Linked DNA regions of Homo sapiens: region 1 is linked to region 2. A link is a loop called in an ENCODE intact Hi-C map of the cell type or tissue named here. Cell type or tissue: chondrocyte. All regions are shown on one strand. Each heading gives the region's core, and the rest is flanking DNA. Links, peaks and the distances in the headings are about the cores only. Region 1 holds the start of LOC105372130 (a long non-coding RNA gene). Region 2 overlaps LOC105372130 (a long non-coding RNA gene).

Region 1 (16,500 bases), core at 4,328-9,327, 61 kb after region 2:
GGTTAGATATACATCATCCTTTTTAAAGAATGACAAAAATGGACTTGATTTATTTGAAATCACCACAGAAATAAATATCAACTTTATTTGCTTTCTTCTGAAATTCATTCAACAAATATTGATGAATTGCCTACTATGTATAAGTCATTGTGCAAGGCTCTTGGGAGATTAAGAAATGAAATTTCTATTAATGAGTATGTCTGTACTTTTATGGAATGTTGACCTTCACATATGTTCATTCATTTATTCAACATTTCTGGGGTGTCTCATATGTGTTAATTCTAGGCAAACTGAGGCACTGAAAAATTCTAGAGTTCCTGCATCATAAAATGAAAATGCATGTAAGCTATGGTGTGTTACATTTACCCCCTGACCCAGCAGACTAGTCAACCTGGAGTCTCCTCCAGTCTTCCCAACTGTTTTCTGCTTAAGATCCATGGAGCAGTTCATTTTTTACAACTGAATTCTAACTGATACAAATGTGTTTTATTATAATTTGAAATCTATGAATGAAATACACAGCAATCCTCTATTTCATTAAGCAGAATATTGTATTAACTAAAAATGCTGGACAAAAGCATTTATTCTCTTCTGTGTATCACATAGACATTCATCTTACTCCAACAAATTATGTTTCTTCATACCTCGTTTTTTTTTGAGCACCCTGAACTTCCAACAGGTAATAAGCCCTCTGGCTGAACACGGTTTTCCCATGTTGAAATTTTATTTGCTTTTCAAGATGCAACTCAGAACTTCTTCATCTTTGAAACCATTTCTGACCCTGGCTGCAGTCAAAATTGATGGCTCCAGTGCCATTGATTGATAGCTCACATAGCACCCTGTATTAGTCCATTCTCACACAGCTATAAAGAAATACCCAAGACTGGGTAATTTATAAAGGAAAGAGGTTTAATTGGCTCACAGTTCCACATGGCTGGGGAGGCCTCAAGAAACTTAGAATCATGGTGGAAGGGAAAGAGGCACGTCTTATATGGCAGCAGGCAAGAGAGAGCATGCAAAGCCCAGGGGCAACTGCCATTTATAAAACCATCAGATCTTGTGAGAACTCCCTCACTATCACAAGAATAGCATGGGGAAAATTGCCCCCATGATCCAATCACCTCCCACCAGGTCTCCCACTCAACATCTGGCAATTACAATTCAAGAAGATATTTGGGTGGGGACACAGAACCAAATCATATCACACCCTTTCGGACCTCTACTTTGTATCTTCACTCTACCTCACCTGATATTGTTCTGATAGAGACATTGCCAACATGAAGTTACGTTTTCTCAAAAATTAGAGTCAGTCCATTGATGTAGTAGTTGAATTTCACTCCCAATACCTAAAACTGGGACCAAAATCTTTCACCTGAAACTCTAGAAACAATTGAGTTGTCTCTGGTGGGGAGGAAGAGAGGAAGATTTAAGGAGCTAGAGACAAAGGCTTCAGAGCTGCTGCTGATCCTGTTATCTCACCCCTGATTCTGGTAACAGGGTTCTTGCCTTGGGCTTTGTGGCAAGTCGCCTTCCTGCTTGTGCAGCAATTGTATAAGGAGCGAGTTGCAGCCTTATACCCTGAGTTCCGAGGCAGTGATATCTCCCATACCAACTTATCCTCATTCCAATCCTCTTGTTTGCTCCTTCCTTCATGGGAACTTCTATCTTAGCATGTATACACATTCTATCATATTATTATTATTTGTTACTTGTGATCTACTATGTAGACTTAAAGGTAAGGGCTCTGACAATTAAGTTTGTAGTTTTTATGTGTAGCAAATAAAAATATTCATTAAATAAATTATCAAATATAATACATTGCAATTATGTTTTATATGACTCAACATATGTGACTGGAATCTTCTTCAATCAACAAATTTTTTAAATTTCATTTTTAATTGCCAATAATAATTGTATAAATTTAGGGGTGCAATGTAATGTCTTTATACGTTTACATTGTGGAATGATTAAATAAAGCCAATTAACAACTCCTCTACATGCTAAATTTTGGGGACTATTACATTTAAAATCTACCCTTCTAGCAATTTTTGAAGTATACAATGCATTATTAACTATAGTCACCATGATATGCAATCAGTCTCTAAAATTTATTCCTCCTGCCCAACTGAAACTTGGTACCCTTTGCACAACATCTCCCCATTCCCCATTCTCTCCCATCAGCCTCTGGTAACCACCTTGCTACACTCTACTTCTATGAGTTTGACTTTTAGATTCCACATGTAAATGAGATTGAGTGGCATTTGGCTTTCTGTATCTGGCTTACTTCACTTAGCATAATGATCTCCAGGTTCATCCACAGTCTTACAAATAACAGAATTTCTTTTTTAAAGTTTACTCATATTTCATTGTGTATATACACCACAATTTCTTTATCCATTCATCCATTGCCAATCAACAAATATTTCTGGATCACCTGCTATGGACTCAGTTTCCTAGGACACAAATATCAATTAAACCCATTTATCGAGGCATTTAAAAACTGCTCTTAAGTCAAATCATTAAAGGCTTTTAAATATTTTATCTCCTTTATAATGGATCATTTATTTGTCTGTCTTCAACAATGGCTATAAACATCTTAAGGGCATCATTACATTTACCATTCATATTTCTACAACAAAATTTATGATAGAATTTACATCACAATGCCTGACACAAAACAGGATCCAAGAAGAGAAAAACAGGAATAATCGTTTAGTTATTTTAAGATTCATTCATGTTGTAGCACATATTAATGGTTCATTTCTTCTTATTGCTGATAAGATTTCAATTATACTCATATGTATATATCACAATTAGTTTGAATATTTGGATTGTTTCTAGCTTTGGGTTAACAAATAAAGCTGTTACGAACCTTCATTTACAAGTCTGTAATCTTTCTTGGGTAAATATCTAGGAGTAGAATGCCTGGATCATATGGTGGATGTATGTTTAACTTTTTAAGAAACTTCCAAACTGTTTTCCAAAGTGGTTGCACAATTTTACCTTCCCACCAGCAGTACATGAGAGTCCCATTTGCTCCACATCCTCATCAACACTTGTTTGGTCAGACTTTTTAATTTTAGCCACTCTACTTGTATAGTGGAGTGTATAATTGCCATTATATATATTCCTTGGTGAAAAATTTCTGTTCAAATCTTTTGCCAGTTTTTTACTGCATTATTAATTACCAATAACAGTTGAGAGTTCATTATATATTCTGGATACAAAGCCTTTATCAGACACAAAATTTATAAATATTTTCTTCCAGTTTTTGGCTCGTCTTTTCATTCTCTAATGGTGTCTTTTGAACAGCAGAAGTTCTGAATTTTGATGAAGCCTAATTTATCTTTTCTTTTTAATGGACAATGCTTTTGCCTAGTCCAAGATCAAAACAATTTCTATGTTTTCTTCTAGAAGTTTCATAGCTTTAAATTTGATGGTATGTTTAACTTTAAGTTTGACTCTATGATCCTGTAATCCCAGCATTCTGGGACATCAAGATGGGAGGATCACTTGAGGCCAGGTGATCAAGACGACTTCGAGTTAATTTTTGTTTACACCGTGAGAAATGGAATGAAGTTAATTGTTTTGCATATGGATATCCAATTGTTCTGGCACTATTTTTTGAAAAGATTATCCTTCCTTTACTGCATTACCTTTGAAATATTGAGAAAACTAATTAATCAAAATATGTGATCCCATTCTGGAAATTATACTCAGTTCCTAATACAAAAATTATTTGTTGGTAGTTAACAATTCAATTAAAAAAATACAAAAAGTACCAACCTACTTTTTGTTTTGGGGTGTGTGTGTATGTGTGTTTTGTTGAATGCCTAGTAATTTTTCTTAGATGCCACTCATTACAAATTTAATCATGTTGGGTGCTGGGTATTTTTATATTTCTATAAAAATTGGGAGGGGGCTTTGTTTTGAGATATAATTAAGTTACTTAAAAATCTGAATACTTTGGGTCTTCCTTTAGAGCTTAGTCAGGTGGGATGAGAGCAGCATTTAGTCTAGGGATTATTTTGTCCAGTTACTGACCCAACACCCTATGAATTATGAGGTTGTCCGCTCTGATTTGGGGGGATAGATGCTAGACCAAGCCCCACGTGAGCTCTGAAGATTGTTCCCTTTACTCTTATCCGGTAGTTGTTTCCTCAGCCTCAGATGTTTCTTCACCTGCACAAACTGATCAATACTCAGCTGAAGATTCAAGAAAGACCCTCTGCAAATTTTTAAATCTCTCTCCCTTCTTTCTCCCCTGTCCTGTGTTCAGCCCAGTCACATCGGCCTCCCTGGATTTTTAACTCCATCCACCAAGTTCAGGGAGACAATCAGGCTCTGCCCCGGCTCCTGCAGCCTGCAGCATGCCCTGCAGACAATATCAAGGCAATACACTGAGGCAATCACCTCACCTCATTTGTTCCACACACTCAGCATGGTCTGTTGCCTGATTTTAATGTTTTCAAAATTACTGTTTTCCATATTTTGTCTTGTTTTGTTTTTTTTTTTTTTGAGATGGAATCTTGCTCTGTTGCCCAGGCTGGAGTGCAGTGGCACAATCTCAGCTCACTACAACCTCCACCTGCTGGGTTCAAGTGATTCTCCTGTCTCAGCCTCCCGAGTAGCTGGAATTACAAGGGTGCACCACCATGCCCACCTAATTTTTGTATTTTCAGTAGAGATGGGGTTTCACCATGTTGGCCAGGCTGGTCTCAAACTCCTGACCTCAAATGATCCGCTCCCCTTCGGCCTCCCAAAGTGCCGGGATTACAGGCATAAGCCACCATGCCCAGCGTATTTTGTCTAGTTTTCAAGTTATTGCATATGGGATGGTAAGTCTGGTCCCTGTTACTTGTTCTTGGCAAAAAGAAAAACTCCTCATATTATTCTACAAGTCATTTGTCTCCTACATTCAGATGCCTTGATAGTGTTTTACATTAACATTATCGTTACCCATATTTCCTTACGTCATTCCCCACTCCGGGGTTTACAGCCAGAATTACAAACTTGTTGAGATTAAAAGATCTTAGAAATCACTTAGTCTATATGCATGTGGAAAATGAAGAGCAGGCAGACAAAGCTGTTACCTGTGGAGAGTGTCCAGGTTCTTGGAGTCTTGAACAAAGAATTGGACAAAAGGCACAAAGCAAGGAAAGAATAAAGCATCAAAAGCAGAGATTTAGGCCGGACACAGTGGATGACGTCTGTAATCCCAGCACTTTGGGAGGCCAAGGCGGGTGGATCACGAGGTCAGGAGATCGAGACCATCCTGGCTAACATGGTGAAACCCCGTCTCTACTAAAAATACAAACAATTAGCCGGGCGTGGCGTGGTGGCGGGCGCCTGTAGTCCCAGCTACTAGAGAGGCTGAGGCAGGAGAATGGCGTGAACCTGGGAGGCAGAGCTTACAGTGAGCCAAGATAGCGCCACTGCAGTCCAGCCTAGGTGGAAGAGCGAGACTCCGTCGCAAAAAAAAAAAAAAAAAAGGCAGAGATTTATTGAAAACAAAAGTACATTCCACTAGGTGGGAGCAGGCTGAGCAAGTGCCTCCAGAGCACGGTTACAGAATTTTCTGGGACTTAAATACCCTCTAGAGGTTTCCCATTGGTTATTTGGTGTACACCCTATGTAAATGAAGTAGTGGCCTGTTGTCAGTCTGATTAGTTGTGGGAGGGGGCCAATCAGAGGCCAAAACGAAGTTACAAAGTTACACCCTATGCAATCATCTGATTGGTTGTGGAAAGTGACCAATTAGAGGCTGAAGAGAAGTTACAAAGTTATACTCCTATGCAAATGAAGACTTGGCCCACAACCAGCCTGACTGTGTGTCCAGAATTGGTGGGTTCTTGGTCTCACTTACTTCAAGAATGAAGCCGTGGCCCCTCGCGGTGAGTGTTACAGTTCTCAAAGGCGGCGTGTCCGGAGTCTTTTCCTTCTGATGTTCAGACGTGTTCGGAGTTTCTTCCTTCTGGTGGGTTGGTGGTCTCGCTGGCTTCAGGAGTGAAGCTGCAGACCCTCCCGGTGAGTGTTACAGCTCATAAAGGCAGTGTGGCCCCAAAGAGCGAGCAGCAGCAAGATTTATTGCAAAGAGTGAAAGAACAAAGCTTCCACAGCGTAGAAGGGGACCCCAGAGGGTTACCACTGCTGGCTCGGGCAGCCTGCTTTTTCTCTCGTATCTGGCCCCACCTACATCCTGCTGATTGGTCCATTTTACAGAGAGCCGATTGGTCTGTTTTACAGACAGGTGATTGGTCAGGCATGGCGGGCTGCAGGTACCGAGCCCTGCCCCGCGGGGAGGCAGCTAAGGCCTGGCGAGATATCGAGCCCAGCGCCGGTGGGTCAGCACTGCTGGGGGACCCGGCGCACCCTCCGGAGCTGCTGGCCCGGGTACTAAGCCCCTCACTGCCAGGGGCCGGCGGGCCAGCCGGCGGCTCCGAATGCAGGGCCCGCCAAGTCCACGCCCACCCGGAACTCTAGCTGGCCCGCAAGCGCGCCCCCGCAGCCCCGGTTCCCGCCGGTGCCTCTCCCTCCACACCTCCCCGCAGGCTGAGGGAGCCGGCTCCCGCCTCGGCCATCCCAGGAAGGGGCTCCCACAGTGCCGCGGCGGGCTGAAGGGCTTCTCAAGCGCCGCCAGAATTGGCACGGACGCCGAGGAGGCATGAGAGCGAGCAAGGGCTCTGAGGGCTGCCAGCATGCTGTCACCTCTCAATTGGTTACAGGAGCAGGAGGGGACCAAACAGAGGTACTTTCAATTTTTCATCTGCCTCACAGAAAAGGGGGAGGTTTCAAAGGAAGTAGCCTCTGGTCCTTTTGTTACGTGGGCTTGGAAAGTTGGGGTTTTCTTTTTGGTTTAGTTCTAGGAAGTCAGCGTGAATCGGCCTTAGGTTCCCTGCCTCCAGACCCTATTCTCCTGCTTCAAAGTGGCATCCCAAGGGCACAGAGCTGCTCAGTGACAGTGAAGTCAGTAATAGACCTTAAGCCAATTGGTGCTTGGCCTTGGGCTCACCTGTAACCTACGCAGTGTTATGAGGTTCTCTTTCTTCTGCCTGAAAAGCTGCCATTGAGCTGACGGAGGCTCCAGATTTCTAGTCCAGGATGGGATCACTGACATACTGAAAGTTTCAGTCTAATTTTAAAATGTGCCAAATGCTCTGTCCCTAATGTGAGATAAAGATCCTTAACCGTGACGGGAAGAAAAAGAGTCCCACCTTTCAGAAGGAAAAGTTGTGAAAGCAGAGGCCTGGCTGGGGGTGCTCATGTGTCCCAAGACTCTTTACTGTACTTTGCCCTATGGAATGTATGTGGTGTCACTGGTCACTTCATTGTATCCGAGCGCTTATCTTTATGAAACCAGTTTGTCACCTTTGACCTTCTGACCTCCTCACTTTGGTCTTTGCTGCTGGCAAATGAATATGGGTAAGTGGTCAGAAAAGACAGAGAGAGTCCTCACTTCTAAGAATTTTTTTTTTTGAGTGGTGGGGAGGCAACAGATTTATTTCTCCATAATCATAATTTTACAAAGACAACAGCTTCAATGAATGAATTGTCTTCTGGAACATTTCTGGTATCACAAGAAATTATATCATCTAGCAGATTTCTTTTGGGATATGTCACTTGATAATGACTATTTTTTCCCCTTTTATGCCATGTACTTTCTTCAGGTTATGCAGGCTTTTTAGCATAAATACCATATAAAATAAAATATACCAGGAACAAATTTTTATCTCCCTACGTGTCAAGAAACCTCTGATTTCTTATGTTTATTCTACACAATCTTGCAGAAGTTACTTTACCTCATATAAAGTTAATTTAATTTTCAGTTAAGCTGTTGTAAATGGTAATTCCCACTTGCTCAAAGGAAATGTTTCAAGAATCAAAAAGTTATGGTTAGAACAAGGCTGTGATGCCATAAAAATGTGAGGCATAAAGACAAATGAGTGTAAGGAAGCTCTGGTAGAACTTACCTAAGTATGCCTCATCGTGGGGACTCCATCATCAGGTCAGCACATACATTCGTTGTTAAAACTGAGTACTAAGTGTATACAGAGGTTTTCATTTATTTATGAAAATCGTTTTGGTTATTTAACTCTATGCTTTGTGAAATTTTGCTGAACCACTAAACTATATTAAAGTAGTTGGCTCTCAACTAACAGGTTTTAATGTATAAATAATGTGTCCTCATCGCAGTGTTTTTAGCTGTCTCTGCCCAGAAAAGGCAATTTTGTGAACTAGTTTGAGTGCATTGTACACAGGGTTAGGGGGACATAGCAATAGTCATTTCAAGGCTCCTACCCATATAATGATTCTATGGCAATAGAGCTTATAAAATTAATGTAGAAGGCTGCAATCTTTTCTAAACAGTTTGCACAAAAAGAGAATTAGTCTATATTTTGCATGAATCACCACCAAAAAGTCACAGAATAAACATTAACATTATTTAAAAGTGGGATATAGATAGATAGATAATCTATATGGAGATATACAAATCATCCCAGGGGAGGTCAAGTCTGCAGTGAGCCATGTTCATGCCACTGTACTTCACCCTGGGTGACAGAGCGAGACCCTACCTCAAAACAAACAAAACAAACAAACAAAAAAACCCACAAAATACAAACAAGGCCGGGCATGGTGGCTAACGCCTGTAATCCCAGCACTTTGGGAGGCTGAGGTGAGTGGATCTCTTGAGGTCAGGAGTTCAAGACTAGCCTGGCCAACATGGTGAAACCCTGTCTCTACTAAAAATACAAAAATTAGCCAGGCATGATGGCATGCCTGTAATCCCAGCTACTTGGGAGGCTGAGGCACAAGAATCGCTTGAACCCAGGCGGCAGAGGTCGTAGTGAGCCAAGATCGCGCCACTGCACTCCAGCCTGGGCAATGAAGCAAGTGCTGATCTAAAAAAAATAAAAAATAAAAAAAAATCAGGCATGTTATACATATGTCTAAAACATTATTATAGTGGTCATGGAAGGTCAGTCAAAACATGAGTAAGTGGAAAATCCACAGGCCTGGGGTTAACAGACTTACTTTCCAACTCTGGCTGTATCCTTCTGTAGCTGCCCATCCTTGAGTAAGGTACTTATCCTCAATGAACAGTTTTCATCATCTAGAAAATGGGAATGATAGTATAATATGGTACTATCATTCCCATTTTGTGTATATGTATATATATAGAGAGAGAGTATAACATGGAAGGTACTACCATTTTATAGTATAATTATACTATATATATATATATATAAAATGCAAATATATATATATATAGGTTGTTGTGAAGTTTGGAGTTAATACAGACAAAGCATTCAGCATAGTGTCCAGCTCCCTGCATGGCGGCTGTTAATGGAAGGCACAGAGGGGTGGGGGAAACAGTGTGAGCTTAGAAACTATATCGACCTGGGCTGGAACTCCAGCTCTACCACATGCTTTCTCTGTGTCTTGGGCAAATCACTTAAATTCTCTGAGCTTCAGTTTCTCCATGAAGTCATGGAGATGATTATAAAAATACCTTCCGGGCAGAACTGTTGAAGTAATAGACACTATGCAATATATGTGTTAGAAGAATTCTTGTCAACCTTCTAGGAAGAAGAGTCCACAGAACATGGGGGTGAGGGGTGACAAAGCCTCTAGTGTTTGTTTCTTCCTGAGGGAGGAGGCTGGCTCTCTGATGTAAGTGTGAGTGGGTCCTGAGTCCTAGAAGGAGGTAGGGTTCTCAGTGTGTTGCACATAATACAAATCCTGGATAAAGACTTTTAATCTGTACCTTGCTCCCTGTGCCCAGTGGTGGACCCCCAAAACAAACATTCCTTGATTTCTATCAGAAATATATCTAGCCAAACTCACCTGCAGAGGTCCTGAATGTGCTTCAAAAACAGGAAAGGTCTCCTCCCTCTGTTTTTTTCCCTGCCTGTCCGATCAGCATGAAAAAGCAAAGCTTGTCCTCCTAACCCCACTTCAGCGGGATCTCACCAACGCTGAAGGAGCAGTGGCCAGGTGGTCACTCCTCTTGCTCCTCCTGGATGGATAAACTGTAGGCCTGAGTCAATGGACTGAGCCTTCTTGACCAAGCCATTTCTTCCTAAAGGCAAACCTCCATGCATATCTGAAAGCTTAGATTTCGCACAGAATAGAGGAGACCTCTGTTTACCAGACACTGTATTGTGAGCATTGCTTGGCACTTGCATCCCATTAAAATGTCAATATTTTTGTCTGCCTAGGAATGGTCACTCTTCTGTGTATCCCTTATCATCCTGAACTCTGGAAGTATAGGAAGGGTAATCTTTAGTCCCTAAACTTCCAACAATTTATAGAGCACAGAGCACAAGGTCAGGATTGGGTAAATGCAAGCATACGTACTCATGCAGTTACCCTGGTTTTGCACTTGGAGGTAGTGTAATGGTTAAGAGCATGGGCTTTAAAGTCAAGCAGATCTGGATTTTAATCCTGACTGTGCTGTTGTGTAGGGATGCGACTTTGGCAACATCTTTAACTTCTGCAAGCCTCAGTATCCTCATTTGTAAACTGGTAGCCACACTAGTACCCACCTCCGGGGCCATTGTGAGGGATTCCGTGAGATGGTGCACTGATGGTGCTTAGAACTGTGTCCGACGCATAGCAGTTGCTTAACGAGTGTTTGTTGCTGTTTTAGCCATTATTACAAGAATTTAACCTGACTTGTACTTCTCAGCCTCAGCCTAAGTGCAAAAGCAAATGTAGGAAGAATCCTGGCTCTTGCCAAGTGTTCCTGACTTTTCTATTATAGTTCCTTTGGGCATGTGTCCCTTCTTTCCTTTCCCACCTTCACCAGAATAGTTCAGGTATTTATAATTTCACAGGTAACTTGTTACAATCACCTTAGTAATAGTCCTGGCTCCAAAGTCTACTCCCACAAACCATCTTGCATGCCATTGAAATCCTCACCAATTCTCATTTTGGTTATCAACAGTTTCCCACTGTCTAAGATTCCTCAGCCTAACATGCAAGGCTTTCCATAAGATGACCTCAGCCTGTCTTTCCAAACTAATTTTCTTCTGCATTTTACTAACATTGGTTGAATGTTTTCCTTCTGCCAATACTTCCCTGATACTTTCACCCACCTGATTCTCATCTTGCCTTCACAGCTAACTTTACAGATGAAATGAAGCTCACACAGCCATTTAGTGGCTGAATCAAATTCAAACCTAGGTCTTGTTCTTCTAAATCCCATGCGCCCCGAACTGAAGTCTGGTCCCGAGGCTCTTCACAGCTGTGCAGCAGCCTTTCCAAGCTCTTGGCTTACACTTGCTTTTTTCCTTGCCGTTCTCATCCATCTCAGCACCATCCCACAACACCATCATTCTCATCTAACAAAATCCTTCTCATTCTTCAAAGCCCAGTTCGGATGTGGATGTTACCATCTCCATGGTGCTTTTTTTTTTTTTTTTTTTTCTTGAACAGAGTCTCACTCTGTCACCCAGGCTGGAGTGCACTGGCATGATCTTAGCTCACTGCAACCTCCACCTCCCAGGCTCAAGTGATTCTTGTGCCTCAGCCTCCTGAGTAGCTGGAATTACAGGCATGCGCCACCATGTCCAGCTAATTTTTGTATTTTTATTAGAGACAGGGTGTCACCCTGTTGGCCAGGTTGGTCTCAAACTCCTGACCTCAAGTGATCTGCCCCTCTCAGCCTCCTAAAGTGCTAGGATTACAGGTGTGAGCCACCATGCCCAGCCTCCATGGGACATTTCTTAATCTCCTCATCTGGAAATGCTCAAATCCTCCTTCACCATCTTGCCTGGACCACCCCATCACATTTATCACTTATTACACCCAGCCTTAGTTATTACACATCTTTTCTCCCTCCAGGGTGTTCTTTCCTTGACAATGAGAATTGTCATTGTGTTATGTCAGCCCACTCAGTCCTTCACAGGATAGCATAAAGAGGGTGGATGCTCAACGAGAGTGCAAATGAACAGATTTCAGAGGTGGTCCAACAAAGAGCCTCTATGTTTAAGGCTATGGAGAAGAAAACCACTGGACAGAGAGAAATTAAGTGTCTTGGAGATTGAGAAGGTATATATGAAGGTAAGGGAAAGGGGAAATGAGGGAGGCTATGGTCCTGGGGAGGGAAACAGATTAAACTTCAGGAGGAAGGATAGAGTGAACATGATGAGATGAAAAGGAATGTCAACAGGCTGTCAATGAAGTGCAAAGAGAGTATATAAGGAGTAGATAGTACCCAAGACCCTGTGTACAATGTCTAATTGGACACAAGAGAGATATGGGGTCAGGGCAGCCTCTAACAGTTATGATCAGACTGTATGATCAGACTAAGTCCCATTAATGAGGGTTGTCCAAAATCTAAGCCCCCCAGGTGGGATTGCTGAGGCTGCTGGCAGAGCCTGTTTTCTGCTATTTATATATGGGTGATAATAATGCTCTCCCTAGGTTAATTCACAGATTGATGGGAAAGATTTTTAAGAATCAAATGAGTGATGGTGCTTTGTGAGCTGTATAAAACCATAACAATTTTTTAAATATATCGTGTAGATGAGTAGATGTGTATTGAACACACACACATACACCTTGGTAATTGTTTACAAAAGGACAACATCTTGGTGTCCTGTATATTCATACTGCACTAGTAAAGAATGCTAATATTTGCCATGTTGTGAAGTTATTTGCTTTACTCATGGTTTTCTTTGCAGCTGCCGCATCCAAAATCACAAGGCAGTCATTTATTTCACATATCTGAGCAAATTAAAATTCAGCCTTTGAGATACACTGGGGTGTCCCAAAAGCAGAGTCAAGAATCTCTGCTATATATAGTAAAGGCACAGAGTCTATATTTTATAGATTCTCATCATTGCTATTTTTAGCCAATATTAAAATCTTGCATTATCTGTTGAATTTACATCACATGGGACCTGGTCACCTTCATAGATACATATTTCCCTGTATATTATTTACCTCTGCCTGTATTAAAAATTGATCTAAAACTTAGGCACTTAAAGCAATAAACATGTGTTCTCTCATTGTTTTTGTGGGTCAGGAATTTGGGAGTGGCCTAGCTGGGTGATTCTGGCTCACCGTCTCGTATGAGGATGCAGTCAGGATGTCAACTGGGTCCTCCGTTAGCAGGAGGCCTCAGTTCCTCTCTGGCTGTTGGCAGGTGGTCTCAGGTCTTTGCTAAGGGAGCCTCTCTGTAGGGCTGCTTGCTTCACAACATGGCAGCTGCCTTCTCCTATAGCAATTGACCCAAAAGAGGGAGCAAAGTAGAAGCCACATTCCCTTGTGTGACCTAGACTTAGAAGTCACAGACCCTGATTCCGCAATATCCTAGTGGTTACACAAGTTAGCCCCATTCAAATTGGGTTGTAAGGCTACCCAAGGGCATGAATACCAGGAGGCAAGGATTATCAGAGCCATCTTGAAGTCTAGCTACCACAACCTGGATCCTGATTATAATTCAAACTACTGGGCAACTCATGTCTTTCCCAGCTACATCAGTGGTGGTTTATGTTACATTCAAGTTAATAACCTGTATTTCAATGGCTCCAATTCCCTCCTGCTTTTGCATAAACTGAAACTTCATGATAAATATCACTTGACTATTTCTAGGAGATCCCAGGAGGCCTTTTGCAAACAAGATCTGCCCACTGCGATTGATGGTTTCTCAGTTCCTTTCTCTCTTTCTCTGACCATACTCCATGAGGTTTCCTGCAAACGCTTGATAGGAAGCTGTGCAAAAGCACATCCCTTCCACCTCCAGTGGCCCAGCTGATTCCCTTCCTAGTCAGCACTTCTGGGTGCTTCTCCTGCTTCTGCCATGAAGTCTACTTCTTATGATGACAAGAACTTGTGGGCTACCAGTTCCAGCAGTCACTCAACCAATATTTATTGATTCTCTGGCACTGTGTTAGATTCTGGGGACACAACAGGAAACAAGGGATACATGGTCTGTTTCCCCAAAATTTACAGCCCAGAATTCCAGACCACTAAGCACATGTCACTAATCTAGTGGCCAAGTTGAGGGTGTATGTTGGTCTCCTTACTGAACTGGGTTAATGGGGGCTCTAAAGGAGTACTCCTGGTATCCAAATATTTCTCAGAGTTTAATGCTTTCCATTTAAGCTTCTAGTTATTATTCTCCCAATAAGAATCACATAACAGTCTATAAATGGCTGGGCCAGAAAATAAATTTAAAAGATAGATTCTTGCTCTATTCAGAAGCCCCCTTTCCTCCGACATCTAAGTCTTTGTTTCTGGGCCAACTTTGCTCAGCTTGTTATGCCCTTTGGATGACATCTTTCCCAAGAGGGTTCTCAGAACATCATTTAAATACCCTACTCCAACTTTCTGCTGGACATACCCAAGCAATTGCATCCTACATCGATGAAAAACACATTCCTGTACAAACCAGCTCCCTTGCAGCAATCTGATGTGAAAAGAGAAAGAGAATGACCATCATGTCACCTTGAAATTTAAAAAAAATGCTTTAGAGACCAGGCTCCGTGACTTACACCTATAATCCCAGCCCTTTGGGAGGCCAAGGTGAGAGAATTGCTTGAACCCAGGAGTTTGAGACCAGCCTGGGCAACATAGCAAGACCTTGTCTCTGCAAAATACATACATACATACATACATACTAAAAGTAGCCAGAAGCGGTGGCATACATCTATAGTCCCAGCTACTTGGGAGGCTGAGGTGGAAAAATCACTTGAGCCCAGGAGTTTGAGGCTGGCGGTTATGATCATACCACTGCACTCCAGCCTGGGTGACAGAGTGAGACCCCGTCTCTTAAAGAAAATGCTTTAGAGATTTCTAGTTAAACATAAGAGATTGAACACATTTCTTTCAGCTCCCTCCAATACTCCATTAAAATGATAATAAAGGATTTTTTTAAAATAACAGAAATGCAGTCATAGCAATCATGAACCAAGAAGGGAGCTGACAGTAGCCCAAGAGATGTCAGTAATATGTTGGAGGCTTGAAAACAAGGATAAGTATCAAATGACTTTGCAGAGAGGAGAAAGTTAAAAACTAGGCACCTGTAGAAGGGGAAATAAACAAGAAGTAAGCCAATTAGCCCCCCTGAGCCATAGAAAAACTGAGGATTGGAGTTGCTGAAAACACAAGCAGTTCTAGGTGTTCAAAGGAACACCGAACTCCCAGATCCCCTCAACCCTTCTCCACCATAAACACCACTGTGTGGGAAACTACTTCTTTCCCATTAACCCAGAATCCCCAAAGATTCTGGAGTTGGGAACATGTGGTTGACCTTCCACCATGGCTGAAGAATTTTGATAAAACTAGAGAGAACAAGTGAAAGGCTGCTTACTGAAAACTGACGACCCCCACACTGTCTTTGCCTTCTTCTACTGGTCAGAACAATATCCTATTGCCAGTCCAAATAAAAGCATTGATGACTTGTGTTAAAATTAGCATTTTTGGCCTCGAAATTAAAGGAGACATTCTCACAAAATATATAAAATGATGGAGGGAGCTTTCTGCATGCTATTTACATTTTTAAGTGATACCCTGATTATAACTTAAACTGCTCTCATTATGTCAGTTTGTCTGAGGAAGTCCCCTAGAATCCTCCACCCTCTTCGTATTAGTGATTCCGAGGTCATGAGGGATCAGCAGGAAGAAAAGATCTGCCACTCTCCTCTACTCTGAGAAAATTCTAGAACAGGAAGAATGGGGACCTTATTCCTTTGGTGGGGTGTCACCAAAAAAGGCTTAAAAAAATCTGTGGAACTGTTTCTGAGTTATATGTTAGCTGTGAATGCTTTTAGTGTTGTAGTTTTGTTTTGATTTTTACTATTCAGAAAATTTGCAGACTAAAATACTATCATTTGAGAATCACTCTTTAATTTTCCAAGCAAGTTTCAATATGTTCAATATACTTACTATTTACTTGCTCTATCTAGTATATCCCATTCTATTTTATTCTCCATTCAACTTTGTAGAAAGTAGTATTACAAAGGGGTTTTATGCTGCTGCAATTTGCTACTGTTGTCTGCATTTATTTCTTTAATGACAGAAAATTGAAAAGCTGGCAAAGTAACAAGTTAGTAAATAATTTTTAAGGTTTATTTGGAAAAACAATCTTTTAGAAATATTCAGAATCATTTGTTATTAAAACATTATCAGAACACATAAGCCCTCCTAATATACAGAACAATAGCCATGCAGTCATAGAGAAAAGGCATTTCCTCAATAAAATATCCAGTCTCAATTCCCAACCCCAGAGCACATAAACTTGGAAATGACCTTGGCAAGTCTCCTTCAAACTTAACTGGCTTCTCCTGCTTATATTGCTAAAATTCCATAAAGGGGCAACCAATCACAAAATGAACTTGGAATATTTCATGAACTCTAGTCCAACTGTCTGTACATTAAAAAGCTCAAATAAACACCACATGGCAAAATTTAAAGTTTTTTTTAATAAACCTCATGTTGGAAAGCACTGGAACTGGTACCAAATCTTCAGAGAAATTTTGAAATATCGTC
Region 2 (16,500 bases), core at 7,645-12,644:
TCTCTGTGACTCACTTTCCCCACATGTGCCTTTGAACTAAACAATAGTACCTCCTTTTTACAGTTACAATTAAAATCAAACAATGCCTGCCATATAGTACATGCTCAATAATGGTGAGCTGTTATTAATGAAACTGAAAGCAAAAAGGAGGTGAAATGATTTTTCTTAGGACTAGAGAAGGGGCCTAAGACAGGCCTGGGAATCCAAAGCTAGTCTTGAGATCACCTTTCCACAGCTGCATCCAACAGATAATATCCCCCAGACAGTGCAGGCTATCAGTGGTGATTGAGTGATTGATTCCTTTATATCTGTTTGCTTGTTTACTCTGCCGCTCACTACTTTTAAGAACACTTTTTCCCTGAAGTTGTTTGTTCTTTTTCCTAATTGTCATCTTGGGTGTCTAGTGCTGACACGGCTGCTAAAGCTCGTGCAGAATCTGTGTCTGTCAACACCAGGCTTGACTTTGCCTCTAATGCAGTTAGTTACCAGCTGCTCCTCGATGGAAGGAGATGAAGGGACACTTGTGAATATGTTAATTTGCTCAGTTTCCTAATGGAGCCTACAGGAATGTAGACATTAATACAGGACTAGACTTGACCTAGCCAATCATCACATATCTACCGGACATCTATTATATACAGAAAGATAGAATGGGGGAGAGCAGAGGATGACTAAAGAGAGGAAATAGGCATTATTTATTCAGGGCCTTAGGTGCACTGGGCACAGTACTAGGCACTTCAGATGAATTCTTTTATTCAATCCCCATCCTATTTTATAGATGAAGAAGTGGAATCTCAGAAAGTTGTGCTAGAAACAGCCAAACCTAAGAAGCCTGACTCCAGAGTAGACCAAGAACAACATTATGGATGGAAGTGATTGACACATAAATGAAAGAAATTTACATCAGTGTGTCCTTGTATTAGTCTATTTTCATGCTGCTGATAAAGACATACTTGAGACTGGGTAATTTATAAAGAAAAAGAGGTTTAATGGACTCACAGTTCCACGTGGCTGGGGAGGCCTCACAATCACGGCAGAAGGTGAAATGCACGTCTTACATGGCAGCAGGTAAGAGAGAATGAGGGCCCAGCAAAAGCGGAAATCCCTTATAAAACCACCAGATCTCATGAGACTTATTCACTACCATGAAAACAGCATGGGGGAACTGCTCCCATGATTCAATTATCTCCCTCTGTGCCCCTCCCACAACACATGGGAATCAGGAGAGCTACAATTCAAAATGAGATTTGGTTGGGGACACAGCCAAACATTATCTGTCCTTAAGAGATGACAAGACCTATTCTTATTCCTACTCCGTAAGTATCCTGTCCCTTCCTGTTATATTTAATTCCTTCACCTGTACCCTGGATTTCATCCTCTCTAGGATCATGAGATCCTGTTTCTCCCAGTACCAGGCCTCCTCACCCTGACATAGTCCCACTCTAGTTGTTCCATTTCTGCACATCATTGTTTGCAAGTTCTGTTAACCCTCTTCCACCCTAATGGAGTCCAGTCACATGTAACCCTGAAGGGCATGCATGAAAGGCAAGGGCAAGTGCATCAGGAGAGCCAATATAAGACAGTGGTCAAGAGCCTGGGCCATGTGTCCAGATTTCCAAGGTAGCACCTTGTCTTTACTGTCTACAAACCCTGCATCAGTTTCCCCAACTGTAAAAAGATGGGAACAGTTATATATATGTCATTAAGTTGTTGTAAGAATTTAAAAATTTAATCATATTACAAATAATAATTTAATTATGATGCCTAGAATATTGCCCATGATAACACCTATGCATAGTAAACACCAACCATTCTCTGTACAGGTTAAGGCTCTATATTGTGTACCTGCATCACTTCATCACCTTCCTGCTTCTGACCCTCCAATGTATTTTGAAAATGCCAGTAAATTCTCTGAGCTTATCAAGTTCACCTTTGACTTCCATCTAATTTTCCACGTTATACACAGCCCCAGTTCCGGCAGCAAACACAGATCTGAGTATTTTTTTTAATGGCCTCTGCCCCCAAATCAATAGGCCGAAGTAGGGGTTTGATGTCTGGCCCCTCATCCCAATATGGGAAACTCTGAAGGGTCTTCCCATCCTCCAGACTCCATAAGATTGGCTGAAGCCTACACTGAGACAGCATCACAACCCAACTACTCCTTCCAAATCCTTCCCTACTCCTCCTTACCTTTCCTCCCCTAGGTGTTGATCCCAAAACAGTGCCTAATAAATTCCTGCATGCCAACCTCCATCTCAATGTCTGCTTCCTGGGAAAATCAACCTGCAACACCCAGACCAGTTCACACAGTCATGCTTTGTGAAATGGGGCCCCATAGCTAACGAAGGTGATGCTTAATTTCCCAAACAGAAGGGTTATTATTGACCTAAATGGTATCTGTATTTGTTTCTTGGGTGAGGACTCATAGGAACCCTATATTTGATCAGATTGAGACCAACTGTAAAAGTCTGGCTATGGGCCATTGCAGGAATGTCGGCCTCCTTACCTTGCCCATTGTGGTATTAGCAGTCCTGGAGGGAGAAGTCCTAGACTATCCAAGCGGCCCAGATGTCACTAGTGTTCCCAGGACTCATCAGAAATGATCATCTCCAATTTCTCAGCCATAAATGAACCAATAGCCAATCTCCTCAAGAAGGAAAGGAATTTGCTGATTCTTGGCCATCATTGCATCATTTCAGCAGTTGAAAATTGTCCTCTCTCATACCTCAATCAACATCAACCAGCTCAGCTCAAAGCTACTACTAAAACCAGAGCAAGCAGGTCACTAGCGGGTAACTGCCAACATGAGAAGTAACACACCATGGGCTAAAATTACTGGAGAACTGGCCTGCTTTGTCAGTGGGTACAGTTGCTACTTTTTATAGAACTGAAGCTATAATTCAAAAATCCAATGGATCTTTCTCAGGACTCCTGTATCAGGGCTTACTGTGGTTGGGCTACATTCTTTTGAAATCTGTAGTGAAAGCCTGGTGATTGTTGAAGATGACACCCTCACTCAGTTGGTCTCCTTCCAATCACAGTGCACTCATGAAAAGAGGAGAAGTAAAAGACCTGGGCCTTTCTGGAGAATATTGCACAGCTGTTTAGAAAAATCTGCTCTTGGGACCTTCCCAGAAAAGTCCTTAAGGAAAATCACAATGGGAGTGAGGTCATATGCTCATGGCATTACCTTGGCTATTATTATGTATTATTGTTTGCTATTGTCTTGTTGTTCCAACTAAAAGAAACAGCTTGTTCTCTAAGATGTTGTGTTTTCTTTTTGAAGACCTGAGTCATCTAACTCCCACAGTCCTATGGGAGTGGAGATAAGGGTTTGTGGTTTTAGGATGTTGTTTCTTTGAGGTGGGGGAGACAGCATAGAGGGAAAGTAATACTTTTTTTAAAAAAATTTGGGTCTTGATGAATAAGATCAGTCTCTCCAGCTCTGTGTCTGACGCCTCTCCTTTTTATACCTAAAGATATCCAGCACCAAACAAATCCTAGCAATTCTACTAAACTTCCAATCATTAAAATAGCATGTGCAGTGAAAGAAAAGCATACACGTTCTCATTGCATATGCTTTTTGTCCAAGAGCAACAGAAAAGCATCTGTGTGTGTTTCATAGGAAAGAAAACACCTAGAAACTGTAGGGAAATTCTGGTGATTTTTTTATAAATTCCCCAAACAAGGTTTTTCATATATAGATATGACTAGATGTGTATCATCTCTCTGTCATCTGGCTGCAAGTGTAACTATTCATATTTTTGCACTAGCAGCCAGTCAAAATTGCCTTGGATTCAAAACCGAGCTCTCAGTTTCTATGTTACAACATGCACTATCCGTACACAAGGATACTACTTGTCCTTATCGAGTCATAAATGGAAAGTCACCTCATCATTGGTGGCCTGATCATCACTGGTGGGTGTGTTTGAAATTGCTCTCTGTTACCACGTGGCAGTCTTCCTTGATGATTCCCTTACTCCACAGGAAAATAACCCAGAGGGGAAGGGAAAAAAATGAGAACTGTGGATAAGGTTACCTTTCTTAAAGAAAGGGCCAAACTGAGAGCCAGCACTTCTTAATATCACATATTGCATGATTCAAATGAAGCATAGAAATGCCAAAGAAATTTTAGAATTTTTAAACACAAAGTTCAGATATAAGGCTTTGCATCTTTATGGCAGACAGGAGTCTGCTGTATGTGATTATCAAAATTATTTGTTATGTCAAAGGGAAAATTCTGTATGCTTGCATTTTGTATCTATTACAAAGATAATATTTGAAATTATACTTAGATCTTGTTTTAAGAGAAACCATCATGAAAAAGTAGTTTTCATGTAAGATGAATTTGATGGGTAAAAATCCACTTAACAAAATGGTCTTTTGTGTTTCCAATTTACCATGGGATTTCTCCTAATAAGAAAATAGAAATAAAAATTTTGACTAATAAAAATGTGATTTGTGAGATGTGGCATAGCACAGTGGTTAAGGGCACAGCCATGGAGCCAGATTGCCAGGGTTCGAGTCCCGTACTTGGCTGTGTGACCTTGGGTAAGTTCCTTAACCTCTTTGTTTCTCAGTTTCCCTGTCTTAAAATACAGCGTAATAATACCTAACTCATGAAATTGTTAGAAAAATTAAATAACTAAATATTTGTAAGGCCCTTAAAATAATGCGAAGTGTCAAATAAGTGTTTGTTCAGTGAATAATGAAGTTTTCAAGAATGTACATGTTCCAGAAATTAAGGCAAACTTGTATATTACATCTGATTGTCTGCATGTTAAGATGTCAATACAGCAGCATACTGTATTTTTTTAAATTCCTAGATCTGCCTACATACTTGATTTTTTAAAAGATATCTCAAGGACAGTAATCAGTCTTATGTAATTTTTTTGCTGTACCATAAGATAATTTTTATTATAATTATAAAAAATGGTAGGCAATGCCCTTACAAATATTTATATTGAAGCGTTGAGCATGTTTTCCTATGACCCAAAATAGTGCTTACTTTAACTATAATTAAGTGTTAAATTCATGTATTTTGTTTGCAGGCCCTGCCTCCTTCTCCTCTCCAACCTCTTCGCCCTCCACCCCTACTTTTCCATCCTTTCCTGAAAAATAAAGTGGGGAGATAGAGGCAGAGAAAGAAAAGAAAAAGTAAAAAATAAAGAAGAAAATCAAACCAGTATTTTTTAGTAAATTGGGACTAGAATTACATGATCAGAATAATACAATTTAAAAACATATATATACATACGCATGCATATTATATGTATTTAAACATATAAATATGTTTAAATTATTTTAATAATTTAATATATATTAAATATATACGTATGTAAATTTGCTATCTACACTGCATATTCCCACAGCTCATATGTTCAAGACTAAATCCTCCAGTGATTCAAAGAGACACCAAAGGAATCCAAACTGCCAGTCTGAACCTGGGAAGTTGAAGATGAAGAACACTCCAGGATTTAGGGGAAGCATAAGAGTGGAATGTGAATCATTTGCTTGAGGGGCTTGCCTTGTCCCTTCTCGTAAGACTTTGTGTCTTGCTTGTAGTTACTTTTCCTGGGGAGACAGGCAAAAAAGTACCCTTCTATTCTCATGTGTTCATTTATGAAAGGGTTAAGACTTGTCCTGCGAAAACTAACCCAAATGTTTCCAAAATGCACAAGTGAACAAAATTTAGAAACTAATCTCGAAAAACAAATGAGAAGAAATTTAGTTTCTATACTATACTCAGCATGTAGAAATTATAATATAAAAATTCCCTTCCTAAACACAGGCTTGCGAGAATCGGTTAAGGGAAGGTTTCATTTGTGTACTCATCTAAATAATGGTTTTCATGTCCAACTTCTATTTACTTCATGTTATTCACTCATCTATTCTTTTCCCAAACCTTCAGGCTTAGCAAAATTACCCTTTCTACCTCTCACATGGTCCTTTCTTGTTTTGTCCTGTTGTTTAGTTGGTGGGCTTTTTTTGTTTGCTAAATTGCTTTTTTTAAACCATATTTTAAAGCCAGTGTCTTTTAACATACGATTTTAAACTTAGAAAAGATATAAGGGGCCAGGTGCAGTGGCTCATGCCTGTAATCCCAGCATTTTGGGAGGCTGAGGCAGGCTGACCACTTGAGGTCAGGAGTTTGAGACCAGCCTGGCCAACGTAGTGAAAACCCACCTCTACTAAAAATACAAAAATTAGCCGGGTGTGGTGGTGCGCACCTGTAATCCCAGATACTCTGGAGGCTGAGGCATGAGAATAGCTTGAACCCGGGAGGCGGAGGTTGCAGTGAGCCGAGATCACGCCACTGTACTCCAGCCTGGGCGACAGAGCAAGACTCTGTCTCAAAAAAAAAAAAAAAGAAAAGATATAAGGGAAAAATAAAATGAGTACAAAGAGGAGCATGGAGAACTAAGGAGGTGTTAGGAAAGTTGGGTTAAGCAGAAAAAAGAGAAAGGGGAAGAATTTGTTATGTGGGTGATTTCTGTTTTGTGAAATCTATAGCTTTAGTGTCATTGGATTGGTTTCCTAGGACTATTGCTACAAAGTACTTTGGATAGCGAAAATAAACAGAAATTTATTCTCTGAGTTCTGGAGGCTGGAAGTCTGAAATCAAGGTGCCAACAGGGCCATGCACCCTCCAAAACTCTGGTAGAATTCTCTCCTGTCTCTTCCAGGAGGCCAGCAATCCTTGGGGTTCCTTGGCTTGCAGCTGCACCATTCCAATCTCTGCCTCTTCATCACACAGCATCCTTCTTGTGTGCCTGTCTTCATATCCCCTTCGTTCTTATAAGGACACCAGTCATATCAGATTAAGTGCCCCACCCTACTCCAGTGTGATCTCACCTTAACTAATTACATCTACAACCACCCTATTTCCAAATAAGTCACATACAGTATTAGAGGTGAGGATTTCAACATGTCTTTTTGGGAGATACAATTCAACCCATAACAATTAGTAGTAGTAATAACAACCAACTACAATAGCCATGTAATTGTACATACTCTACGTATTATCTCACATATTCTCACAGCAAGCAATATTATCCCTCATTTGATAGATTGAGAAACTTCCATTTTAAGAGGTTAAGTCCCTTGCCTCAGGTTACAGAGCTAATAAAGAGAGTTCAAGTTTAAATAAAGACTCTAAAGCCCAATTCTTCCCTGTAGTATTTTACAAAAGAATGTGATTTTACTGTCAACAACTCTTCAGCACTGACCCATTTGTTACTTTGTGTTACCCATTTGTTAAGTGCTTTATGAAGCCTTAAATGGTCTCTAACACTATTAACATAACAGGTTGAACCATATAAATAGTAAATTACATGGGAACATAGGGTAGTCACTATATGTCAATGTCTGGATTTGTTGGGGAAGAGTGGATACCCTTTACTCCCCAGGGTCTAGGATTTCAGATCCTACAGTTAGAACAGCCGTAGTGCTTATGATACAACAGGAAACAAAAGATCATGAAGACCTTTAGATTATTTAAATGCTGCCTAAACTCTCTTTAGTTATAAAGTGCCCATCACATTGCTTACAAGCCAGGAGGAAGTATTTTATCCTGTAAAAAATTTACAACACTCTATTCCTAAATTCAATCGTTCATATGCCAATTTCAAATTTTTGTTTTATTAACAGATGATCTGTACTTAGTATGTTTCTCATTCATTTGCTTTAAGTAAGCAATTTTATTGTAAATAGATACTCAACACTTTCGTTGGCCAGACACGGTGGCTCAAGCTTATAATCCCAGCACTTTGGGAGGCTGAAGGGGGTGGATCACCTGAGGTCTCGAGCTCGAGACCTGCCTGACCAACATGGCGAAAACCCGTCTCTACTAAAAATAATATTAATAATAATAATTCAAAAATTAGCTGTGCGTGCTGGCATGCGCCTGTAGTCCCAGCCACTCGGGAGGCTGAGGCAGAAGAACTGCTTGAACCCGGGAAGCAGAGGTTGCAGGGAGACGTGATTGCACCACTGCACTCCAGCTTGGGTGACAGAGCCAAAAAAAAAAAAAAAGAAAAAAGAAACTCAACATATTAGTAAATTAAAAACTGGTTTTATATGTTGTACATAGAAGTATAAGTTGTATTTATTTTAGGACATAAATACAGTTAAAACAATATCATCATGTTTTAAAAATGAAAATAAATAAGGAAATAAAAGTTTGTAAAAAGGTAGTCAACTTTCAAAACGTACATCTGAAAATTAAGTCCCTCAATGAGGAGAACTGGAATGGGATAGGATCAGTCAGTAGTACAAGATTATTTGGTTTTGTGTTGTGTGGTTTAAGACAGAGTTGAGTTTTACACCAACAATGTAGTTCTTTTTCTCAATTTTTTTGTTTTCTTTCTTTCTTTTTTTTTTTGAGACAGGGCTTCACTCTTTCACCTAGGCTGAGTGCAGTGGCATGAACACAGCTCACCACAACCTCAATGTCTTAAGACTCAATTGATCCTCCCACCTCAGTCTCCCAAGTAGCTGTGACTATAAGCAAGAGCCACCATACCCAGCTCTCTCTCTCTCTTAATATACATACATATATACATATATCTCTATATATACACATATCTCTCTCTCTAAATATACATACATATATATATTTATACTATATATATATATATATATATATATATATATATATATATATATATATATATATATGTCACAGGGTTTCACCATGTTGCCCAGGCTGGTCTTGAACTCCTGAGCTGAAGCAATCCACCTGCCTCAGCCTCTCAAAGTGCTGGGACTACAGGCATGAGCCACCACACCCGGCCCTTTTTTCTTAGTTTTGATGATAGCTGGCACTAAAGGACCCCAAATCATATGAGTATGTTGTTGGAGAGGAGAAAAGATATTCAGCCACTGATATGGTTTGGCTCTGTGTACCCATCTAAATTTCCTCTTGAATTGTAATAATCCCCACAGGTCAAGGGCAGGACCAGGTGGAGATCATTAAATCATAGGGGCAGTTTCCCCCATACTTTTCTTGTCATAGTGAGTGAGTTCTCACAAGACCTGATGGTTTTATAAGGGGCTTCCCCCTTTGCTCAGCACATCTCCTTCCTGCCACCATGTGAAGAAGGATGTGTTTGCTTCCCTTTCTGCTACGATTGCAAGTTTCCTGAGGCCTCCCCAGCCCTGCAGAGAACTGTGAGTCAATTAAACCTCTTTCCTTTATAAATTACCCAGTCTTTATAGCAGCATGAGAACAGATTAATACAACCACCTTCTCTGATAGATTTGATAATCATTATTAATTTCTAATCAAAATAATGTAAGTTAATTTCCTTCAAAAATTTTTACTCCAAGAAACTGTATGAAGAGACCTCCAGAATATAGCTTCCTGATGGTAACAAAAAATTTGATAATGTTCTAAGTGATGGAAAACGGGTTCATAAGGTATCCAGGCAGGAGTGCTGTTTCAGCCACAGGACCATCTTGGCATACGAACTCTGCTGGCCAGAAACCCTGCAGGTAAGGCAAAGCCTTAGGGAATGTGAGCCCTGAAGGGTATCTCCCAAGGCCTGGGGGCCCCATACTGCTTTCTCCACTGCCATCTTTCCCTCCCCTCTGGCTCTAGGCACTGCTCTGGCAACCTAAGCAAATTCCAACATACTGTCCAAGGTCAACCCACATGCCACAATTGTTACAGGTGCCACAAAACTGTATGCAAATTAAATATCTCATTTTATTAGAAGGAATCAGCTTTCAGTTATTACTTTTGGAGGGTTATAATCATATCATGCATTGCTCCCTTCAACTCAGTATTTACTGAGAACATATTATGCCCTAGATGTGGATCCAAGGACTGGATATGCATGCAGCAATGAATAACGTATATATGATTCTACTCCCTCTTTCTCCACCTTAGTTTATAGTCAGAAAGAGAAGTCAAACGTTGAAGAAATAATCAATTGTAAAGGTAATGTGTTTGGGGAAGTATAAGATGCTATGGTTGCAGATAGGAATCTAACCTAATCTAGAGGACGGAGAAGATCCTCTTGGAGGAGTGACCTTCAGGTGACACATGAAGAATGATTAGGAACTTCCCTGGTAGAAAGGGAAGAGTGGCCCCTGAAGGAAAGGAGGGCAAAAGAAACCAGATTAAAGAAGTTCATGTCAAAGACTGGGTTCTGATCCTAAGGACAATGGGAAGCCATTGAGAGCTAACTCTTCACATCAAGTCTCAATTTCAGGTACTGTCCTACATAGTCTATTTGTCTAATTGGATTTAATACTGATGACCATGAAGTAAACATTATTAGCCTAATTTTTAATGGACAATAAAGAATTTCTTAGGTGGAATTAGTGAATGCATAAAGCATCAAATGCTAAAATTTTGGCTCTAGATTTTCTAAATAAAAATCACAAAAGCCCTTTTTAAAAAATTTAGCATCTTCTTATTAAAAATGACAAATGTTTTTAGTTTCAAAGAACTTATAATTTTTAGAATGAAAAAGGCAAGAAAACTGAGATCCGGATATTCAGGTAGGAAAGAAATTCTCTTTCTATAGTTTCAAAATACTCCCAGTTGAGAATAAAGAGAGTAGGGCAATATGTGCTTGAAATTTATCATAGTTTTTTAATGACCATTGTAATGGGCTGCAGGAAATTCTTCTTTCATGTGTTTAATGCATAAGACAGGAGATACATTTTAATCAGAGTCAGATTCACACAGTCCTCAAAACCTTTATCCAACACTTAAATCCTTGTAAGCCTGCTTCAAAGCAAAGAGAAAAAAATAATGCTAGTGAGTACTCCTACTCTCAAATAGGATTTACCTCCAAAACACTGTCATACATCTGTTATCTCTACATATTCTCACAATCTAATTTTCAGTCATCTAACCTCTTTAAGAATATTGTTAGCTCCATTTTATGGATGAGAGAACTGAGACACAGGATTGCAAGTGATTTTCTCATTATTATTATTATTGTTATTATTATTATTATTATTATTATTATTATATTATTATTTGAGATGGAGTCTCGCTCTGTTGCCCAGGCTGGAGTACAGTGGCGCGATCTCGGCTCACTGCAAGCTCTGCCTCCCGGGTTCAAGCCATTCTCCTACCTCAGCCTCCTGAGTAGCTGGGACTACAGGCGCCTGCCACCACGCCCGGCTAATTTTTTGTATTTTTAGTAGAGACGGGGTTTCACTGTGTTAGCCAGGATGGTCTCGATCTCCTGACCTCGTGATCCACGTGCCTCGGCCTCACAAAGTGCTGGGATTACAGGCGTGAGCCACCACGCCCGGCCCCCGCAAGTGATTTTCTCAAAGTCAGTAAGGTACTGATAGACTCTAGAGAGAAATGCAGTTCTCAGAATCCTAACTTCATGATCTTTTCACTACATCAGGGTTCCTTGATCTCAACACTATTGACATTTTGGGCTGGATAAGTCTTTGGCCTGGGCATTGTAGGATGTTTAGCATTCTATATCCTGGCCTCTGCCCACTTGAAACCAATAGCAACCTCCTCCTTCTCCTAGTTGTAACTACAAAAATGTCCTCAGATATTGACAAGCGTCCCCTGTGGGACAAATTCACAGCCTACTTAAGAATCATTGCCCTTGATGATTCTGTGTGTCCCTCTAAGAATACATATCTCAACTGTTAGAGTGATTTGTATTATAGATGCATATTTGTATAAATTCACTCTTCTTTGCACAAATTAATGATTACAAAATTAATATGTCTTTGAAGATAATCTGAAAAATGAAATCCATAAACATGCCCCTTAGAAGCAGCCCAGTTAACATTTTGATTTTTGGTAGCTTATGCATATTAGCATTATACACACACACACACACACACACACGTGAGGTTTTTTGTTGTTTTTTGTTTTTGAGACAATGTCTCGATTTGTCACCCAGGCTGGAGTCCAGTGGTGCAATCTCGGCTCACTGCAACCACTGACCCCAGGGTTCAAACACAACTTCCGACCTCCGGGTTCAAGCAATTCTCATGCCTCAGCCTCCCGAGTAGCTGGTACTACAGGCATATGCCACCATGCCCAGCTAATTTTCACCATGTTGGCCAGGCTGATCTCTAACTCTTGATCTCAAGGGATCCACCCACCTCGCCCTCCCAAAGTGCTGGGATTACAGGAATTAGCCACCCTGCTCAGCCTATATTTTTTATTATGTTTTTATTTTTATTTTTTATTTATCTAAGGCGGGGTCTTACTCTCTCACCCAGGTTGGAGTGCAGTGGTGTGATCACAGCTCACTGCAGCCTTGATCTCCTAGGCTGAAGCGATCCTCCCACCTCAGCCTCCCAGGTAGCTGAGACAACAGGCAGGCACCATCATGCCTGGCTTTTTTTTTTTTGTAGACATGGGGTTTTGTCATGTTGCCCAGGCTGGTCTCAAACCCCTGGCCTCATGTGATCCTCCTGCCTGGGCTTCCCACAGTGCTGGGATTACAGGTGTGAGCCACTGCACCCAGCCAGCTTTTATATTTTCAAATAAATTTAATACTATTGAATAAAAAACTTTATAAGTAACATTTTCTATCCCCTAAATATTTTCAAATGACTTGAAAAAGTGTCTGGCATCCCATTATATAAATATAGACCATGCATAAATATATTTCACCTTATTTTTAAACTTTCAAAGTTTCATTGTCATAAATAAGTCTGTTATGAACACTATTTTATTGAAATCTTTGGGAGTATGTCTATTTACTTAATATAAATTTCCAAAGTTGAGTTACTCAGTTAAAGGGAATATGATGGTTTACTGCCATCTTGTTAAATTGAATCACACTTCTGGCCAAGAAAATGAAAGAACTTATTTTCCTAAACCTTTGCCAACATTAAGTTGTTTGTTTTCACCTTTACCAAATTGGTATCTGAACATTTTTATTCTGTTATTAAATGTTTCTATTTTAGATTGTGAGATAGATGATTTTTAATACTTTTATTAGTCATTTTGTAAATTGCTTGTACATGTTGTTTGTTAGTTTTTTCTATGGATTATTCATATTTTTCCATCAAGGTTTGCAAAGACTCCCATAAATTTAAAATTTTTAGTCATTTCTCAAATATAATGTAATTTTTATCTTCAATGTTTGGCATCTCTTTTTATTTTTGGCAGTGTAATTTGTCTTTTAATTTTAAGTAATGACAAGTCCAAAATGTAATTCCATTATGATGTTATGATGTTGAACTGTATTGAATCTAAAAATGGATTGTGGGGGAACATTGGCATTGGTACAATACTGAGCCTTCCCACCTATGAACATTTGTTCTTTCCCTTTTTCTTTTTAATGTCTTTTAGGAAAGTTGTCTTCTTCATAGAGGGTCTACACATTTCCTAATTCCTAGCTTCATAAGGTTTTATGAGTATCATATGGGATTTATTTTTTCATTGCATTTTCTAACTGGTTATTTTTACAATGTTCTCTCTCCATTATTAGATTTTTTAATTTCTAAAATAACATCTAGTCCTCGGCACACAGTGGGTATTTTGTAAATGTTATAGACTTGCAGTTGTTCTTAATTTCTCAGTATTTTAAAAATTATATTAGCAGTTTATCTGTGGGTGATCTTTTAAGAAAATGCTCAAACTCAGCTGGGCGTGGTGGCACACACTTATAATCCCAACACGTTGGGAGGCTGAGACAGGCAGATCATTTGAGGTTAGGCGTTCATGACCAGCCTGGCCAACATGGCAAAACCCCATCTCTACTAAAAATACAAAAAGTTAGCGGGACGTGGTGGTATGTGCCTTTAGTCTCAGCTAGTCAGAAGGCTGAGGCATGAGAATTGCTTGAACCTAGGATGCAGAGGTTGCCGTGATCTGAGATCATGCCACTGCACTCCAGCCTAGGCAACAGAGCCAGACTCTGTCTCAAAAAAAAAAGAAAAAGAAAATGCTCAAATTTACATTTCTTTCCTTTTGCATTATGCTGTAGGGTACTTATATACCATAGTAGATATCACTATGACAAAAGTATATTTAAAGGAACAGCCTATTGATACATTAAGCAATCATCTAAGTGAAGGTTAATAAAAACAAGCATTAAAATAAGAATCAAAAAGTTGAGACTTATACCTATATACTAGTTTAGAAAGTAAGTTTAAAATTACCTTCAGAGGGAGGAGCCAAGATGGCCGAATAGGAACAGCTCCGGTCTACAGCTCCCAGCGTGAGCGACGCAGAAGACGGGTGATTTCTGCATTTCCATCTGAGGTACCGGGTTCATCTCACTAGGGAGTGCCAGACAGTGGGCGCAGGTCAGTGGGTGCGTGCACCGTGCGCGAGCCGAAGCAGGGCGAGGCATTGCCTCACTTGGGAAGCGCAAGGGGTCAGGGAGTTCCCTTTCTGAGTCAAAGAAAGGAGTGATGGACGGCACCTGGAAAATCGGGTCACTCCCACCAGAATACTGCGCTTTTCCGACAGGCTTAAAAAACGGTGCAACACGAGATTATATCCCGCACCTGGCTCGTAGGGTCCTATGCCCAGGGAGTCTCGCTGATTGCTAGCACAGCAGTCTGAGATCAAACTGCAAGGCGGCAGCGAGGCTGGGGGAGGGGCGCCCGCCATTGCCCAGGCTTGATTAGGTAAACAAAGCAGCCTGGAAGCTGGAACTGGGTGGAGCCCACCACAGCTCAAGGAGGCCTGCCTGCCTCTGTAGGCTCCACCTCTGGGGGCAGGGCACAGACAAACAAAAAGACAGCAGTAACCTCTGCAGACTTAAATGTCCCTGTCTGACAGCTTTGAAGAGAGCAGTGGTTCTCCCAGCACGCAGCTGGAGATCTGAGAACGGGCAGACTGCCTCCTCAAGTGGGTCCCTGACCCTTGACCCCCGGGCAGCCTAACTGGGAGGCACCCCCCACCAGGGGCACACTGACACCTCACACAGCAGGGTATTCCAACAGACCTGCAGCTGAGGGTCCTCTCTGTTAGAAGGAAAACTAACAAACAGAAAGGACATCCACACCAAAAACCCATCTGTACATCACCATCATCAAAGACCAAAAGTAGATAAAACCACAAAGATGGGGAAAAAATAGAACAGAAAAACTGGAAACTCTAAAAAGCAGAGCGCCTCTCCTCCTCCAAAGGAACGCAGTTCCTCACCAGCAACAGAACAAAGCTGGATGGAGAATGACTTTGATGAGTTGAGAGAAGAAGGCTTCAGACGATCAAATTACTCTGAGCTACGGGAGGACATTCAAACCAAAGGCAAAGAAGTTGAAAACTTTGAAAAAAATTTAGAAGAATGTATAACTAGAATAACCAATACAGAGAAGTGCATAAAGGAGCTGATGGAGCTGAAAACCAAGGCTCGAGAACTACGTGAAGAATGCAGAAGCCTCAGGAGCCAATGCGATCAACTGGAAGAAAGGGTATCAGCGATGGAAGACGAAATGAATGAAATGAAGCGAGAAGGGAAGTTGAGAGAAAAAAGAATAAAAAGAAATGAGCAAAGCCTCCAAGAAATATGGGACTATGTGTAAAGACCAAATCTACGTCTGATTGGTGTACCTGAAAGTGATGGGGAGAATGGAACCAAGTTGGAAAACACTCTGCAGGATATTATCCAGGAGAACTTCCCCAATCTAGCAAGGCAGGCCAACGTTCAGATTCAGGAAATACAGAGAACGCCACAAAGATACTCCTCGAGAAGAGCAACTCCAAGACACATAATTGTCAGATTCACCAAAGTTGAAATGAAGGAAAAAATGTTAAGGGCAGCCAGAGAGAAAGGTCGGGTTACTCTCAAAGGGAAGCCCATCAGACTAACAGCGGATCTCTCGGCAGAAACCCTACAAGCCAGAAGAGAGTGGGGGCCAATATTCAACATTCTTAAAGAAAAGAATTTTCAACCCAGAATTTCATATCCAGCCAAACTAAGCTTCAAAAGTGAAGGAGAAATAAAATCCTTTACAGACAAGCAAATGCTGAGAGATTTTGTCACCTCCAGGCCTACCTTACAAGAGCTCCTGAAGGAAGCACTAAACATGGAAAGGAACAACCAGTACCAGCCGCTGCAAAATCATGCCAAAATGTAAAGACCATCGAGACTAGGAAGAAACTGCATCAACTAATGAGCAAAATAACCAGCTAAGATCATCATGACAGGATCAAATTCACACATAACAATATTAACTTTAAATGTAAATGGACTAAATGCTCCAATTAAAAGACACAGACTGGCAAATTGGATAAAGAGTCAAGACCCATCAGTGTGCTGTATTCAGGAAACCCATCTCACGTGCAGAGACACACATAGGCTCAAAATAAAAGGATGGAGGAAGATCTACCAAGCCAATGGAAAACAAAAAAAGGCAGGGGTTGCAATCCTAGTCTCTGATAAAACAGACTTTAAACCAACAAAGATCAAAAGAGACAAAGAAGGCCATTACATAATGCTAAAGGGATCAATTCAACAAGAAGAGCTAACTATCCTAAATATATATGCACCCAATACAGGAGCACCAAGATTCATAAAGCAAGTCCTGAGTGACCTA

The links. Hi-C counts contacts between places; a loop is a spot of excess contacts. Peaks named below come from ENCODE experiments on the same cell type or tissue, not always from the same donor. Only the 100,000 strongest peaks of a DNase experiment are listed, where the experiment ranks them.
Region 1: a loop joins it to region 2, with 4 times the contacts of the local background. A loop is called at or near these places in 1 of 110 quality-filtered maps.

Annotation. Positions count from the first base shown.
Region 1 is chr18:55,654,923-55,671,422 of GRCh38, reverse strand. It overlaps LOC105372130 (a long non-coding RNA gene), which reads right to left and starts at 6,146. Exons shown (of 9, transcript XR_007066382.1): 1 at 5,867-6,146. In chondrocyte, for the core only: no CTCF peak of the experiment used is centred there; a DNase peak (open chromatin) is centred at 6,475.
Region 2 is chr18:55,719,147-55,735,646 of GRCh38, reverse strand. All of the region lies in intron 2 of LOC105372130 (a long non-coding RNA gene), which reads right to left. Among named protein-coding and RNA genes, the nearest start is that of LINC01415, 54 kb to the left of the region's middle. RefSeq lists an enhancer at 13,561-14,350. In chondrocyte, for the core only: no CTCF peak of the experiment used is centred there; no DNase peak of the experiment used is centred there.